Regions from separate parts of the Homo sapiens genome. Here region 2 is linked to region 1. A link is a contact called in ENCODE Hi-C or POLR2A ChIA-PET data. All regions are on one chromosome and are shown on one strand. The core of a region is the stretch at or near the end of the contact, and the rest is flanking DNA. Distances in the headings are between cores, read along the strand shown. Region 1 has its middle 44 kb from the start of LINC01985. Region 2 holds the start of LINC01985 (long intergenic non-protein coding RNA 1985).

What was found. A loop is a pair of places that touch in the nucleus more often than their neighbours do. ChIA-PET counts read pairs that join two places held with the same protein, here RNA polymerase II (POLR2A). Pooled maps may share reads with other maps.
Region 2: a map of gastrocnemius medialis shows a loop between it and region 1 (4-fold over the local background). The contact joins the promoter of LINC01985 here to the enhancer-like site in region 1. A Hi-C loop is called at or near these places in 6 of 168 maps with a recorded cell type or tissue (CD8-positive, alpha-beta T cell, GM12878, OCI-LY7 and 3 more), 17 of 37 single-sample maps with no recorded cell type and 14 of 50 pooled maps. POLR2A ChIA-PET finds 5 or more read pairs at or near these places in 5 of 52 experiments (A549, CD4-positive, alpha-beta T cell, GM12878 and 2 more).

Annotation. Positions count from the first base shown.
Region 1 is chr3:30,472,136-30,477,455 of GRCh38, forward strand. No RefSeq gene overlaps it. Among named protein-coding and RNA genes, the nearest start is that of LINC01985, 44 kb to the right of the region's middle. Within about 2 kb of position 1,381, at least 6 of the 41 ENCODE cell types and tissues checked have a DNase peak (open chromatin) inside an H3K27ac peak, as active enhancers do.
Region 2 is chr3:30,515,438-30,520,846 of GRCh38, forward strand. LINC01985 (long intergenic non-protein coding RNA 1985) reads left to right here and starts at 3,431. Exons shown (of 3, transcript NR_147054.1): 1 at 3,431-3,520.

The sequences.
Region 1 (5,320 bases), core at 131-2,630:
GTGTGAAGGAAGAGTGTGGCAGGAAGATTTCCTCAAACAATACTCAGAAATGTGGAAGGTTTAATATAGTGATACTAAGGCCACAGTTCACTGTATCTTTGAATAGCACTCCTTAAAATACAATGCTCTCTCACATGTCATTCATGATTCCACTAGTGCTAATAATTACACTGTGATGGAGTTATTATCAGCACTGTCTTAAAGGTCAATAACTGAGCCACCAGAAATCTCATATGCATGTTATCTAATGAGTGGCAGATCCTGCACTTAAACTCATGTAAAGTTAAAACATGCATACTCACTAAGAACCAGGGGCTTTTCATATGATATTTATTCCTCAAGGCAACCATACAAGAAGGGTGACATTTTCTTAGATTTTGGAAAACTAAGACACTTGCCCTCAATATATATCTCTTGTCTGAAAGTACTTAGGTAAAAGGAGCATTCGGCGAACGGATGGATAACAAGGTATCTCACCTAATCAAATAAAGAGTGAAAAAGTTAAATATATCAAATATAGGAGTGGAGTTGAGCCCCATGAAGAGCTGAGTATAGGAACTTGAATAATGCCAAGATGTTCTCTGGCTCATTTCCACATCTTATTCTGATAACTTCATTTTCTCTCAGTGAGGTTAGGCTTTCTCCATGTGGTGGGTGTCAGTATCCCTAAGTCTCCTATGCCTCAGCTTCACCACTAAAAATGAGAACCTTTATTTTTTTCCCCTCAGATCCTTTAGTAAAAATCTAGGCGAATAACCTATTTGCTCAATTTGGTATAGGTGCCTAATAATGGACAAATTAATTGTGATCAGTGGGACAGGGCCATCTGGGAACATAGTGAGTTACTCTATCTATGACCACATCATTGGAGTGGGTAAAGGAAGGGGTGTTCTATTCTGAGAAGAATGGGAAAACTCTAGGTAGGTAAAACAACAAATATCTGTCTCAAGACTGTAATGTATCAGCCTGATCTTCTGCCTTATGGATCATAAGCCTCTTGAATCACAATTCCCATATTTATCAAAGGTGGATGAAGCCTGTTATTTAAAGAAAGTAAAGGTAAGGGGGAAAGGGGAAGGGGAGCAAGAGAGCTGGGTCATGTTACATGTACGGCCATCTATATGTTTACAACAATTTATTTTATGGAAGAGGAAACTGAGGCTCAGAAAAGTAACTTGTACAGAATTATAGAGCTATTAAGTGACAGAAGCAAGATCTGAACCCAAGTTGACTGTCTCCAGAGCCCATATCCATAACCACTAGCCCCAAAAACCTCTCAACAAAAATGGAGAACAAGAAACCACTAGACAGAACAGGGAAGAGAAGCTGTTTTTTCAAGGCCATCCAGAGACTGATGTGCAATGGCCAAGCAACAGGGATTATAGAGGGCTCTGCTCTTGGCCAACTGTGTGATCTTGCACAAGTGCTTGACCTCCCTTAGCCTGTTTCCTCATTATCAAGAAAACAGATGGGACAGGCTCAAACATTCCTAGAGTCTGTTATGCCATACAGTCAACTGCATCAAAAACCCCAGGGAGGTGGCTTCGATTCCTATTCTTTTTCTAAAACATAGTCCTTCTAGGTGAACTGGAGACTATGTGCTGAGATTCTTCCCAGGTTTGCCTCCCCAGCTGCATGTGGCACACACGAGGCATGGTTAGATGATCTATTTTCTATGTATGTTTGTAGCCAGTTGTTCAGCTCCACTGTGATAAAATCATGAATCATTGTTACTGGATCTCAGTGAAGCAAATATGATGAGGCAGGAAAAATTTCTCAGAACACATACCCCAGAGAGACTACAAATGAACCATTGCGTTATTGTCTTTTTTCAAATCATGAGATCATTCTGATTCTTTCACACTTTTTCATGACACACACTCTTTCATTCCCCAACTTATACACACCCCAAGTTCGGTCCTTGTCTTCCTACCCAAACTCTTAACTCAGGACAAACTTTGACTCAAATGCAGACCCTAATGTGTGATACCTAGCCCATCTAGCCAGTAAGGTGAGGGCCAGAGCTGGCTACAAAAAGACAATCTTAATGAATCCTCTGCTGAATAGGAAATGTGCTCTGTTTGTGAAGCTAATTAACTGAATTCATTTAATTGAAAGATGGTGCGAGAATTCTGTTTTCTTTCAGAAAAGGCTGAAGGAATTGAAGAGAAAAATCCTCACCCAATAGCATGCCCCTGACTATATGTCACTGGGAAGTCACAGCAAATGCTCTGAAGGTACTGAATATATGTTTCCAATTGCTTTTTAGCTTTGTAATTACAAGGATCTAAAAAACCTTGATTTGACTTTTTAATAACTTATGGTGAAACCCCATTGCCAGCACAAGCAAAGCAATTTCCACTATGCCTGTGGGACAGAATAGATCATGAAAGAGTAGTAGGATGGGAAAGTGGTTTATTTCCTCTCTTCTCCAGTATTCTATTTTGTCACTCATTTTCATTTCCTATTTTTAAATGCTAGCTAGTGAGCATCCAATTCTGTGTGCAGGGATTGTTTTCTGATTTCAAAGCCCTACAAGGCCAAACTCAAACAGGAACGGGGACTTATTTCAGCTAAGCTCTGGAGAGCATGGAAATGCAAGAGATTTTTGTTTTCCTCATTGCATGTGTATTATTTATCATTCTCTGCTATTTCAGTGAATTTTAAGGACAAGGTAATGTGTTGATTCTGTCTTTCACCATTACTCAAATACCATTCAGGGGTGTTAATTTTGTTTCTTTTTTAATTATCTTTGTGTAGGGTTTGTTTTTGCTGCTGTTGTTTCTTGTTTGCTTGCTTATTTGTTTGTTTGTTTTTCTAATTTAATCCTCCCGAAGTTTTTTTTTTAAATGATAGCTCAAGTTTGTTTGTATTCACCTAAAAATAATCTAGAGCCCTTCAATAACTTCTTGGTCTACTACTGACAGTTTACTTCAAGAGGCAGCATATACAATGAACTTTCAGTCCTGACACCCAAAACACTCATAGCTAATAATGAAACCCATGAGGTCTGCAGGGAGAGAAAAGCTATTGGGTTTGTTCCCAGTTTTTCTCACTCAGAGTTGTCCCACTTTCCTATGTTGGGGCTCTCTGGAATACAATTCAGAAGTTTGGAAGACATGTCTTTCAATCCCTAAATGGAGCATTGAACTCAACCCAGCCCAGCTTAAGCCACAAAGAGCTTCAACCTTCAGCAGCTGTGGGTTTCCCCTGCTCTTATACCAAGGTGCTGTGAGCAATCAGCCAGCTATTCTACCTCCAGACCTGGGTGGAACTGAGAACAAAAGAAGTGCTTAACAGGGCTGTGCCGCCAACATGCCAAACGCCCAAACTTCCCCCAATACATGGCCATTACACGCTTCTATTCTCAGGAGAAGATAATATAAACCAAATACTACATGAACATCACCCGAAAAGATGCAAAGTCCAGATCAAGGGTAGGAATGCTCATGAGAGCAACAATCATAGAGGATAACAGAGGTCATACCTGATGTCATCTGAGAGGAGAGATGTTACTCCTATTCTTACTACGGTCCATTCAAGGGCATTTTGATGGGTATATACCTGATATAATGCAGAAGCATGAAAGGAGCCCCACATGCAGCAAAATTGAAAAGAAAGAGAGGAAAAAGAAAAGGAGAAAAAGAAACAGGAAAATTGGAAGGGGTGGACAATCCCACTTACCCAGGTAATAATTTAGGACCTTTATAATTCCACTGGAAATGTATTCCTTCTGATTTTCAGTCTCCTTGGAGAGGTGAGCCTAAGGCCTCTTGCGGAAGGTGTTAATGACTGACTCTTGTGAAAGTTTTTAATGATTGGAAGCAATGTTAGGAGTTTCCTGGGCTTTTGTGGAGAGCAGGGCCAGGACTGGCGTGAGGCAAGCCAGGTGCTTAGGGAGTAAAATTGAGTAAAAAGTTAAAATTTAAGCAATTGTTCTCAGGTGCTTCCAAGAAGAGAGAATGAAAACAACTGAAACAGGAATATCCAAAATAGTGGTTTTTAGAAAATAAGCTGTAACACCAAGAAGGAAAAGAAAGATGAGAAAAATGAAGTGATTTGCCTAACACATGTAGCAAACTGAAAGAAAAGATCTTGTAAAACACAGATCTCCTGACTTCCAGTCTGGAAAGATTTACTTTACTTGTTTTTGTGTTCTTTTGGATACATAAGTATTTTGTTTTATGCTAGTTATTATAGTAATGTTTTATTATTTCTGTATCTTTTCTGTTATTTTGACATAATTGAAGTAGCTATGGCGTTGGGTAGGATGGATTGGATTCCAGTTTTACCTTATAAATTTATGTGACTTAAAAAAAATTATTTACCACACCTGAGTCACCATTCCTTATCTGCAAATGAGGATGCTGCTAGAATTAAGTGAGATAACAACTTATATGAGTTTATTCAGGCACTCATTCAGCAAAGTGCATTAGTCCCTATGCCAGATCCTGTGCCCAACACTGTGGATAAGGTAGTGTACAAAACAGGGCCATAAATTTCTGTCTAGTGAAGAAAACAAATAAGATTTTTTGACTACGAGTGCTAGAATTAGTTGGTATAAGAAATTATTTCTCCTTTCTGCAAAGGTTTTAATTTTTTCCCAGTGGATTAACTCAGCTCACCAGACAGACATTAGACTTTATTAAATGGATAATACACATTTCATAAATTCCCTTACACAAAAGACTACAGTGAGTCATGCTTTCAAAAGTGCTTGAAGATAGATTTATGCCACATGACAGTCATAATGGTTCATTTGGAGCAGTTACACAGTCTGTTGGGTAAATAATGCAAGTTGTAGAAATCACATCAAAGCTGTGTTTACACAATAGACCATGACTACTCCAGAGGAGCCCAAACAATCTCATACAAGAGCGTTTTATAAATGATGTAAATATTGTACAAGTTTAAGTTAATCAAATGAAGCAGCCCCAAAGGAGGACAGGTTTGTCAGGGAGACCTGAAGGAGATAAAATAAATGAAATACCTGCCTTTGGTAAAAGTTTATATTAAATAAGTCTCCCGATTTGCAAATAACTGGACACAATTAAATTCCCTTAACAGCTACACCAAAAATTGGGAGTTGGGGGAGCAGGCCAACAGAGTCAGATATCTTTCAAAAAATATAAGGGTGCTTTGCAGAAACCAGAAGTCATAATGTAGCTAGATTTTAAAGAGGAACTGAGATTAGGAGAGGGAATTCTGCAAAAACCCAAAAAACTTTCTTTTTCTTTCTTTCCCTGAAAACTTCATTCTACTTTCTCTGTAAATTGGCTTTCTCTGCTTCCTTGTCCCTGTGGCCTCTTAGCTTCTAAGA
Region 2 (5,409 bases), core at 2,181-4,680, 45 kb after region 1:
CTCTTCGACCCAACTATCTAGCGATTAATTTAATAAATTAGTCTAGTATTTCCAAGAGGGTGTGGTAAATTATTTAAGGTAGTATATGGACAAACTATTTTAATAGATATAACTAATTTTATTGTTTTTATGATTTATATAACTAACACATGAAATGAATAGTTTAATAGTTACTATTGCTTATGAGAAGGCTGAAATTCAAAAACTAAGTTAGTTTAAAAAAATGTTAAATAAGGATACAGGTAACACACAAATGTAACACCCAAAACAAGAAGAGAAATCCTCAGATATGATGATGGTCAGTTCTATGTGCCAATTTGTCAATGCTGTTGCACCAGTGATTCAATCAAACACTAATCTAGGTGTTGCTGTGAATGTGTTTTGTAAATATGAATAGCATATATAATTAGTTACTTTTAAGTAAAGGAGACTATCATCTCTAATGTGCTTGACCCTGACTCTGTCCACTGAAAGTCCTTGAAAGCACAGGTGAGCTTTTCTTGACAAGGAAGAAATTCTTCCTGTGGACTGTAGCATCAACTTCTGCCTAACTTCAAGCCTGCCCTTCCCAATGGTCTACCCTGCGGATTTCAGACTTGTCACCAGCCTCCACAATCATAAAAGACAATTCCTTGCACAGATAGATAAGATAGATAGATAGACAGATAGGTAGATAGATATCCTACCAATTCTTTTTATCTGGTATAACCCTGAATGATATATCCAATGACTGAAGTTTTGCTTAAGGTTTTCCTGGCCTACAGTAACTGCATATTAACTCTAACTTTCTGGAAATAATGCTTAGAATCAGAACTTGACTTTATTGTCAACTATTATTGTTGTAAATAAAAGTGAGATATTAGTATTCAAAACTTGACAAGATACCATTGCTCCCTTTTCCTGCTTTTACCCACTTTATTTGTATTGGCTTGTGGATAAGAGGTCCCTGCCAAAATGTGTCAACTGGCATAGGAAGAGTAATTTATTTCAGCTAGCATATGTAACCTGACTCAGTAAAACGGTGCTGGTACTTGATAACCACATGTGCTGTCAAAATAGAGGTGCAGCTTAGAATCCTAGGATCCTGGAGAATTCAAGCTCCACCAAGCTCTCATCAGAATAACTTGAAATGTTATTTAAAATGGTGTTTCCTAGACCATCCGTCTCAGTTCTGCTACAGAAGACCCAGATTTTTACAGGCTTCCCACATGATACTTACAATGCTTTAGGAGTTCCCTAGTGGACCTGCAAAATGGTTCTGTCTTTACATTTTTAAAATTTTAGGATTCTGTAACATAGTGTATTTGAGAAATCTCTGTTATAGCTACAAGGACCCCAATATTTAGAATCCACTTAACTAGTCTGTGTTAGGTTGATTTAGTGACCCCAATTTTTTACTCCTCCCTATATCACACCCTTGCCATAGTAACTTCATAAATGAAGTATATTTTCACACTGCTTGGTACTAAATACTCATGAATGAGGCATATTTCCACACTCCTTGGCTTAGGGATTGGTCATGTGACTTGCCTTAGCCAATGGCAGGTTGTCCAAAATTGACCAGTGGACCCTCAATGTAAAACAAAGCCACCCCAGCCACCATGGCCTGAAACTGAGCCTCCCCAAACAACACACAGCTCTATGAGGACAAATAATTATTATTTTAAGTTCCTGAGTTTCAGAGGTGGTTTATTACATAGTGTTATTGCAGTGATCACTAAATGATACATAAACTAATTCCCTAACAGTATGGAGGAGGCAACTGAGGAACTAAGAAGCAAAGTGACTCCTACAGAGCCTTAATCCAAAGGAAAAACTCAAAATGGTAGGACTTTCATAGCAGGCCAGAAGAACACATTGATAAAGAGGTTTTCTTCTCCTTTTTTTGAGACGGAGTCTCACTCTGTCACCCAGGATGGAGTGTAGTGGTGCGATCTTGGCCTACTGCAACCTCTGCCTCCCAGGTTCAAGCGATTCTCCTGCCTCAGCCTCCTGAGTAGCTGGGATTACAGTCACGTGCCACCATAACTGGCTAATTTTTTTTGCATTTTTAGTACAGGCAGGGTTTCACTATGTTGGACAGGCTGGTCTCAAACTCCTGACCTCTGGTGATCCACCTGCCTGGGCCTTCCGAAGCGCTGGGATTACACGCATGGGCCACCACACCCAGCTGATAAAGAGGTTTTCAACATCCTTCCTTCCAACCACATGAAGTAGGCTAGCATCTTCAGATTGATACACCTTTGGAGTAGCAGCATCTTTCCCATCCACAAAACATCACCATGCTGCTCAGCCATGGAAACAGCTGAAGTTCAGTGGGACCACCTTATGGTCTGTAAGATGGGAGGTTGGTGTCCTTCCACCTCCTCCAATGACCTCAGTTCAGTTACTTTCAAACAACCATATACTAGCTGTTGAGTTAAAAACAAATACCACTAAGCCTTATTGCCTTGAGCATGGCATCTTTTATGCCAACCATTAAGATTTATATATCCAAATGCCTTTATTTAATACCTCAAGAAAACATCTTGCCTATTGGACAATTACCTACAGTAGTTAATTTTGATGGAAGGAAATTAGAGTAGAACTGTTTATTATAATCATGTCCAATTAGGACTCAGATTTGGAATTGCTCACTAAGACTCAAGAGTGTTTGAGCTGATTCATTGATTACAATGCTATGAAGAAATTACAAAAGGAATCTAAATGCCCTTGAGAACCTAAGGGACATTTGTTAATGCCAGTACATGTCACAGAGCCTGGAGCTTTATATTTCCACAGGGTTTCTTGGAAACCCTATTTTGCCAAATACCTTGAATTCACGCCCAAGCATTCTTCCTGTTCACAGCCACATGGTGGACCCAGTGCTGAAGGGAGATTAACACTGCAGTTTTCTTGCACAAGGCTCAGACTACACAATACTAAAAAATAAAAAGATAAACATGATTCTAGGCACATTCCGTGCCTCATCTCCATGGCCCAGTTCCTGTTATCCATAAGTAGTTTTAAAATAGTCCACGTTGTTCAGTCCTGCAAAATCAACAGCACTGGAAAGTTGGCAGGTATACTTGTTTAAACAAAGCTCCCAAGTTTTCTGCTGGCAGGTGTTTCCAGAGTTCTTGGAGCACAATTCTTTGGATAGGATATTTGCCAATATACATAGCAACAGGAAAGAAAAAGTGTTTTCCTTTACCACATTGGAGACACTGAAATGCCTTAGATGCAAAGCTGGATATTCAGTTCAGAGGGTTTTTTTGGCTGCAGGTCAAGAATAAATAATAATGAGATCCAGCATCTCTCTGCTCAGAACTCTGATGGGCTTCAGAGTGGAATGAGATCACTTATCAAATTGGCAACAGGTCCTCTCTGGCCATCTCCGTATAGTTTGACCCAATGAGTTTGGTTCTCCCTTCTTTGTCAATTCCCCTGTCTCCTGAATGTCTCATTCTCAAACTAATTTTGCTTGAAATTGTGGCTGGAGATGGTATGTTTGAAACTTAATATGATGAACATAGAACAGGTAAGACATTATTCTTCCCCCATTCATTCCTAGTCATTGATTTTAGTTACATTTTTAAGTCCAGCTTTCCAAAACTGAAACATGGGACTGCTTTAAAAGCACATGACTAATTTCATAATCTGTTCCTTTGCAGTTGGATTGGTTCATAGTTGCTTCCCTCAGATTCATTCTCTGAGCCATTCAATTAAGATCAGCCTTGGTGCTGGAACCCCACAAGAGAGAAGTAATACCTTGTCTCTTACCCTGAACTGCAAAAAACTAAATAGAAGATTAAAAAAATAATAATAAGCAAAGCAAGACTAAAGTCTGAGGAGGGGAAACACAAGCAAAGTAGGGAAAGGTCTGGGGGAGAAGTTTTTAAAACTTAAAGGAAGTCAAAATGTTTCTGGCTTAGAAGGTACTTAATGGTCATTAAATTGTAACTCAGTGAAAATTAAGAGTTTTAAGTTCCGCCTACAAAAATGTAGAATACCAGGCAATACTAAAAGTTACTGTAAGTCTTTTTTTTTAGTTACGTGCTAATGGAAAATGTGTATTGAATTTAAGTTCTTTCGTTTTTGTATTAACTGGCCTCATCTTGGGGTTCAATTAATGCCTCTGTCTGTATGATAACTTTCCTTCATTTCCCTCATAGTGTCTTGTCTTTAGTATTTTGAGAACTTTCTTATAAGTTTCCAAGCAAAGATACTCTTATAGATGTTCTGGGTTCCGAATGGGCCATTTCAGTAGAGTCTAGATGTAGCTGAGGGCCTTCTCTCAGAAAATTCATCTGTTTTGGGAAAAAAAAAAAAAAAAAAAAAAAGCCTGGGTGCAGTGGCTCACTCCTGTAATCCCAACACTTTGGGAGGCCGAGGCGGGCAGATCACTTGAGGTCAGGAGTTCAAGACCAGCCTGGCCAACATGGTGAAACCCCATCTCTACTAAAAATACAAAAAGTAGCCGGGCATGGTGGCACACAACTGTAGTCCTAGCTACTTGAAAGGCTGAGGCGGGAGAATCATTTGAACCTGGAAGGTAGAGGTTGCAATGAGCCGAGATCACTCCACTGCAATCCAGCCCGGGCAATAGAGCAAGACTGTCAGAAAAACAAAAACAAAACAAAAAAACAACTAGCCATTCAATTGACAGAGAGAAAACTAATTTTTTTCTTCAGTTTAACTGTAGAACCGTGGCTACAAAAAGAAATCACATTGGTCAGATTCTGAGTTTTTTACTTCAGGAAGACATCTGAGGAAATAACAGTGATTAATAATATAAAACTTGATCAGATAGACCTGAGTTTACATTCCTGCTTTTTACCTACTTGCAGGGTGTTTTAAAAAATAAGGCTGTCAGTTCAATAATGGTGTTGCCTCTCCTAGCTGTGATAATTCGATTCATTTATTAAAATCTCTGGGCTTTGGTTCCTCAGTGATAAAACAGTCAAGATGAGTAGATGTGATTGGAAGAATTAAATGAAGTAGTATAGTCAAGAGCAGACCCCATAAAGGCGATTTGATTAGAATGGCCACAAATATTTGACTGCAACTTTAAGATCACCATACTTTTTAACTTTTATGTGTTTTCTTTCATGAGTACTAAATATCTATTGTAGGGAAATTAGAAAATACAGAGAAGTAAAAATAATGAGAATTACTTAATCACTTATAGAATCACTTGCCAGAAATAATTATTGAGAATTCGATTAAATCCTATCAGACTTAATCATAAAAAATCAAAATGACATCAGATTGTCCCTGAAATGTTTAATTTTCACCTTTTAGAGTATCTGCCTGATCTCTTTTATGAAAGTGAGTGAAGAAAGTCATAAGAAATTGATTTCTAGGAGGTAAACCAGGAGAAAGAATCCTGAGAAGATTTGGGAGGAAATGAACTTACTGTTTGTTTGT